Regions from separate parts of the Homo sapiens genome. Here region 1 is linked to region 2. A link is a contact called in ENCODE Hi-C or POLR2A ChIA-PET data. All regions are on one chromosome and are shown on one strand. Each heading gives the region's core, a stretch centred on a gene start or an enhancer-like site at or near the end of the contact. The rest is flanking DNA. Distances are from core to core; before and after follow the strand shown. Region 1 holds the start of LETR1 (lymphatic endothelial transcriptional regulator lncRNA 1). Region 2 has its middle 170 kb from the start of LINC00924.

Region 1 (3,114 bases), core at 460-2,959, 280 kb after region 2:
GTCAATTTTTCTTCAACAAAGCTGAAAAAAATGTAATACAAGATTTTCCTGCTGGCAGGATGGGGCGGTACAATACTTTTTTTTGTAAGTTAGCTTGAAAATGATTGTAAAAAAACTACGAAAATGTTCCTAATGTATGGCCCATTTATTCCACTTCAATAAATTTCTTTGAAATTAATAATTTAAAACATGGAAATGTTGCCTCAAGATGTTCCTTACTGTGTTATTTACTCTAGTGAAATCCAAAAGCAACCTAAATATCCAACATCAGGAAAATAGTTGAGCAAACCATATATACAATTAATGAAAGATTATGCAGTTATTAAAATTGGTTAATATGGATATTCTCTAATAATATTAAAAAGTCCCTTCGACATAATGCTGTGTGAATCACTACATAATCCCACAATTCAAATGTACTCTTTTATAAGTATGTAAGCATACATATAAACAATTCTAGTAAGAAGCATGCATACATTTAATTTACATGGGCATTTTTTTGGTATATGCTGTCCCTGTTAGCCTGATGGGATTATTATGTTTCCTTTTCCCATTTCTTTTTTCTAAAGTTACTGTTCTGTTCATATGGTATTTGAAAGAGAAACACTTGTACTTAAGCTCTCTCTTTCCACCCACTCGCTTTTCAATCAGTTATATAAAATATACCTTGGTGATATGTTTCCATCTCATTTATTACTATTTTAAACATGGCTTTCACTTTCTTCGTGGTGGTAGTGGACATGGCAGAGGAAGATGGTGTAATTCAAAAGCACAATTAAGCAGAAAATCATTTTCCTCCTAGAAAAAAAAATCTGGTTTTTTCTAAACTATTTTACTCTCAGAAGTAAATGAATCAGCACCTGCAGGACTGACTGCCTCCTCGACAGGAGATGCTTTACCTTCAGCGTGGCGGTTTGCGCAGGAGGAATGCTTGCAGTGAATGGACCTGTCTGTCTTTCAGTCGCCAAAGAAGAGCCCGGATGACACAATAGCTCTCTATCAGCCCCATTTCTATGGTGGTTCACGACTTATTCTCTCCTGCTAACCGTCTGCCTGCTTCGACCCTCACTCTCAACCTAACCAGTGTTAAAAAGGACACTTCTTAAATAGAATTGCCTAAAACAATGCACCGTCATCCTTTTGCAAGGGCAAACAAAACATATTCAAATTGCTCATGACTTTTAAACAAGTAAAAGCTAGATAAATTATGAAAATGTTGCATATCCTAATGTGCTATATATATATATATAGATATATATATATATATCGGGCACATCCTTCTATTTTTTTCTTTTTCGAAAAAAAAGTTTACTAGCGTTTACTAGCCAATTATCTTATATTTTTAGCCTGTGTAGAATATCTAAAGTGTATTGTCCACGCCCCTCCTTTTTAACCCATTTTCAATGGGTTTAATATTGCCCGAGATAAGGGGATGCAACTGTTCAGGTCTGATTTCCTGTTGTTTCTCAGATACTGATAGGGCATCATTCACATACATGACAAATAAGACTTCTGAACTGTTTGCCATTTGGGAAGGGGAGGCTCGCGGGTTGTTCCCTGGCGAAATGATTTGTGAAACATCAGTCCGAAATTATTCGGGGGTTCTTCGCCCTCCACTTTCCCATAGCGCGTTTTCCTTTCTCCCACAGAGATATAATAGAAACTAATCTTCAAAATCCAAACATTCCAAGCCCCATCCTTTTGTGCAGGCATCTCGCTGTCTGCGCTGGGCACGGAGCGGCGCGCGCGCGCCCGTCTTTCCCTCGGCGGCCCCCGCGGCTCGGACCCGGGCCGGCAGACAGGCCATCCATCATCCGCCCTCCTCCCGCGGAGCGCCGCAGCCGCCGCGGCCAATCCGGCGGCAGGTGGGGCCGCACCTGCGCGACAGCCCGCCGCTTCCCTCCGCTCCCTTCGCCGCGCCTCGCGTGCTAGCGGTGCCCTTGTGAGCCACTGCGTTCTCCAAGGCCAGAACGGGACAGGTACGCTCGGGTGACAGGGACCGTACGTGCGCTGAGCCCGCGGCTGGCAGCCAGGGGGGCGGCTGGAACGTGGGAGGACACGCTGTCCCTTAATACACACGCGTGCTTTGGATGGGTGTGTCATCTATTTGTGGACATACGGGCCCTCACTGGGTTTAGCCTCTTAAAAAGTTGAAGAATTAAGATGCTTACCTTTGGAAGGGAAGTGTAACTGAGAACACGTTTTAGTGATAGAATGTGTTGCCTCTGGTCTGTTTCTTGGGTGAACCCATGGTGCAGTTTCCAAGCCACGTCTGAATTCCGCATGCCCCCTACATACTTCAGGCAGTATTCCCCTAAGGCCTAAGTGAGAAATACTGACTCAATACTAAAGATTAAATAGTATCCATAGGATACAAAAATTACCCCAAACAAAAACCTAACCTAGACCTCAAGGACCATGAAAAGACTGTAACAACTTAAAGAAAAAATAGGACCTCAAACTACAGAGAAGCTTTCATTTTCCAAATAGGCAAATTATTTGTAGTGCAATCCGCTTGTTTTTGTGGGGGCTAAAGCGGGTGTAGAGTTGCTTGGCTATTCTGTGGAGGCAGCTAGATAAGTCCTGCTAACATGTTATGGATTTTGTAAGCGGGCTCAATAACTCCCTTTGGTTTAAAAGGTCCAAAACATGTATTTTATCATGTAATTTGAGAACAAATGAGAACAAGCAGAATGCCTGCCTCCCCCGATATGTTCCAGGAGTGTGTCTATGTAGATGTCAATTACGTAAGTGCAAGGCCTTGGAAAACAACAGCCCTGCAGGTGGCTTCAAGGCTTCAAGATTTTTCAGAAAAGCATATTTCTTTTATTTTCTTTAAGAAAAATACAAAATAAAAATAACAGCAACCACAGCCGCAAGCATTACCCTCCAACCTCCTGCCCCTGTCTTGCTTCTGAGTCATAAATCATGAAAAAGAGAGAGACAATGACTCCAGTTTTCCTGCCTTTAACAACTGGAACTGCTAATGCCAAAAAGGAAGAGAAATAAACAGGCGAGCTGTATTTCTGCAGAAGAAGGAGAGGTGCCCTTGGGAAACCGGAGGTTCCTCATCTCTAAGGACCTCCCTTCCCTAAAAAGGGTCTCTCCCTTTAA
Region 2 (3,092 bases), core at 116-2,615:
ACCCTAAGCACTATTTCTTTCTAAGAGTATGAATGCTATAAATAAATGATGGGCAGAATCTCTAGAATATGCTCAACCGTATCTTTGAAAAATATAAATATTAAGAGAGTGGAAAACTCTTTTTAATCAAATGTCTACCCAGGAGAGCCACCTTTCTTAAAACTATTTTTGAAATAGAAAATATGTAGAATTTTTCCTTTTACCATTTTGCTTTTCTGGACAGGAAACTATGATTTTTTGGGGGGAGGAAGAAGGGTTTCTTTGTTTGTTTATTTAGTTGAGAACTGTCTGTCTATATGAGCCCAGTTATATTTGATGCTTCTGCCCAAGGGTCTTTTTGCAGAATAAAACTAGAACAAGCACACCCATTGCATGGATGGCTGCAAGAGAATCTATTTCACATCTCTTGTATCATAAGTGGAAAAGCAAAGTTTCCATTTTATCATTTCTTACTCTATAAATATGGGTTCTGTCATAGCAAATTAAAATCACATTAACTTGTGATATGTTCTAATAAAATCTCTTGGTTAAAAAAATTGTGCATTATATTTTCTCAGAAGCGGTATAATTTACGAGGTTAAAGCAAGCACTCTGGAACCTGATCACCTGGGTTTCTGCCCTAGCTTCGCCATTTACTGTTTGTGTGGCATGGGGAAGTTATTTAACCTCCCTGAGCCTCAGTTTCCACACCTGTGAAAGGAGAGTAAAACCGTAAGGTTGGAAGGAAACTTGAAAGGCATTAATATATATAAAAGAACTTGGAACACTGCTGGGCACCTTTTAAGTTCCAGAAAAGATACAATTATTCCTGTTTTCTAATTGTAAATGACACAACTTTTAATGTTGGCTTTTTTAGTGTTTTGTAGTTTTGAAATTGACAGCAATAATGTAACTAGACTGTGCTGTTTGATTGGAACAGAAAAAAAAAAATCTTAAAATGACATAAGATAAGCCATGTCAAGTCATCTGATTTAATGCCTCTGACCAGAGTCCCCAGGCCCCTTTTGGTATAATCTTAGGCTAATCAAAGCCAGCAAGTCATCAGACCCTTGGATAACTGAAATAAAGTCCTAAATGTGATTTTATGAGATAACATAAAAATGGAAAATTTTTGTTTTTTTTCCTTTTCTTAAAATAATACTGAAGAAAAATAAAGTAACTAGACCATATTTTATTCTTATTTAACCAAAAGATTAGCACAGTGGGTTACTGGTTTTCTTCTACTTTTTTTTTAAATTTTCCATTAAGCAAATTCTTTTAAAACAAATTTGAACTTTTCCCATCCCAGTGATTCCCACGGACAGTTGGCAAAGAATCTTGGATAACTTGCAAAACTGGGATTTTTTCCAGGCATGAGTAACTTGTTAAAAAGCCACTATTTCCTTAATACTAACAGTAAATAGAGTTCACATCCACATAAATCCTCTGTGGCCCACTGGGGAAAGTTTTATATGTAAATGTGTGTGTGTGTATGTGTGTGTGTTTGTGTGTGTTTGTGTGTGTGTGTGTGTGAAATCTTTTTTTAATTCATAAAACACTTGACTCTCAGCATGTCTGTTTATATTTCACTTCTTAAAAATAAATACACACTTTTATGCCAGTTGAGGTTAAAAGGTATCCTTTTTCCAGTTGCCTGCTGTGTGCCAATGATTTTATGATGGATGGGTTTAGAATACCTGGCTAGAATTCTTGAAGAATATTTCCCTTCAATTTCTTCTATTTTTAAAAAAGAGAATAAAACTTAGTTACCATGTAATTAAAATACATGTTTTCATGAAATTTGATTTTATTGGAAAAGCTCAAGTAAATATTTTCAAGACTTACAGGAAAAACAAAATGTGTAATTTTAAATTCAAATAGCAAAATCAGTTTGCTTTTTGAGCATTGGGATGGAGTGTATGGTAACCTTTAGCAGTTACTATGAGTATAAATCTCCATTTTATCCATGGATAATAATAGGATTTTCCCATTTACAAGATTTGTTAAGGGAGACGTGCTTTAAAGTTATTATTGTAAAAGTCTGTTGTGTAGACGTGTTTAATGAGGCAGGCAGAGGTTAAGGGGGACTTTGCAAGACCACGTAATGATACAGCGTGGGTCAGGGACTAGAACTTACAGGGGGCATTTCTGTCCCATATCATTTGCCAGTGCTGCATCTATAGCAGAATGTTCTATAATCCTCTTTATCTGGGTGTTGAACAAGCAAACTTCTCTTGTCTTTGCACTGCTGGACTGGGTATATTTTGATAACAGGCAGTCCCGTGAGATATCTTGCATTTCCTGCTTCCGGTCAGATGTTCCAGAAGAATAACTTCTCTACATATGTTTTTGCATTTTTGATCACGATCCCAGCTGGAATCAGGAAGTTTGGAGGCAGCATGGAAATGGAAACTCGATGAAACTCACAGCAGCATTGTTTTGACTTGCAAAAATATTTAATTTTCTGGTGGTCCGAAAGGGGAAAAAAGTCCGTATCAGCTATTATCTACTTAAAACTATGCTACTACTTCAGTTCCTTATTCAATATACATTTTTATTTAAAAGAATAGGGTCCCTGTTATGTGGGAAAAGATTGCCCAAGGTCAGGTACCTAACCACAGAGAGACCTGAGGTGGGAACTTTTAAAATTCTTAATTGAGGACTTAATTAAAACAACATTAGGCATTACCACTGGCTTCAATTACTTCTTGTGCCCATATAAAACCTAACATCTTATAACTCCTCTAATGAACCTAATGTATTTAAACAAAGGAAGAAGGAAGAAATAGATAACTCAGTCTTCTCAAAAAGCTTAAAGATGAATTCTCGACATTGTGTTTTTTAAGACATTCTAAAAGAAATGCTTAATACTCAGCTTCACTTTGCTTATTTGTGGTTCCTTTGTGTACAGGTTGTCTAATTAGGATTAACTGAAAATATGTATGGAGTGTTTAGATGGTGGCTGGTCCCGAAAATGCATTAGAAAATGTGAACCCCTTTACTGATGCCTTTTTCTTTTTGGTTACTCACCTCAGGATGTAGGCCTGATACTTTTTAACAAACTGGGATTTTTAGAGACATCAATAAAACACTGTACCTAAGCTGGAGCTCGT

Evidence for each region. Hi-C counts contacts between places; a loop is a spot of excess contacts on that map. ChIA-PET counts read pairs that join two places held with the same protein, here RNA polymerase II (POLR2A). Pooled maps may share reads with other maps.
Region 1: a map of endothelial cell of umbilical vein shows a loop between it and region 2 (4-fold over the local background). The contact joins the promoter of LETR1 here to the enhancer-like site in region 2. A Hi-C loop is called at or near these places in 2 of 168 maps with a recorded cell type or tissue (endothelial cell of umbilical vein and posterior vena cava) and 4 of 50 pooled maps. POLR2A ChIA-PET finds 5 or more read pairs at or near these places in 1 of 52 experiments (activated T-cell).

The regions. Positions count from the first base shown.
Region 1 is chr15:95,325,695-95,328,808 of GRCh38, reverse strand. LETR1 (lymphatic endothelial transcriptional regulator lncRNA 1) reads left to right here and starts at 1,709. Exons shown (of 4, transcript NR_034095.1): 1 at 1,709-1,979.
Region 2 is chr15:95,603,189-95,606,280 of GRCh38, reverse strand. No RefSeq gene overlaps it. Among named protein-coding and RNA genes, the nearest start is that of LINC00924, 170 kb to the right of the region's middle. Within about 2 kb of position 1,365, at least 4 of the 41 ENCODE cell types and tissues checked have a DNase peak (open chromatin) inside an H3K27ac peak, as active enhancers do; they include endothelial cell of umbilical vein, where a contact is called at or near this core.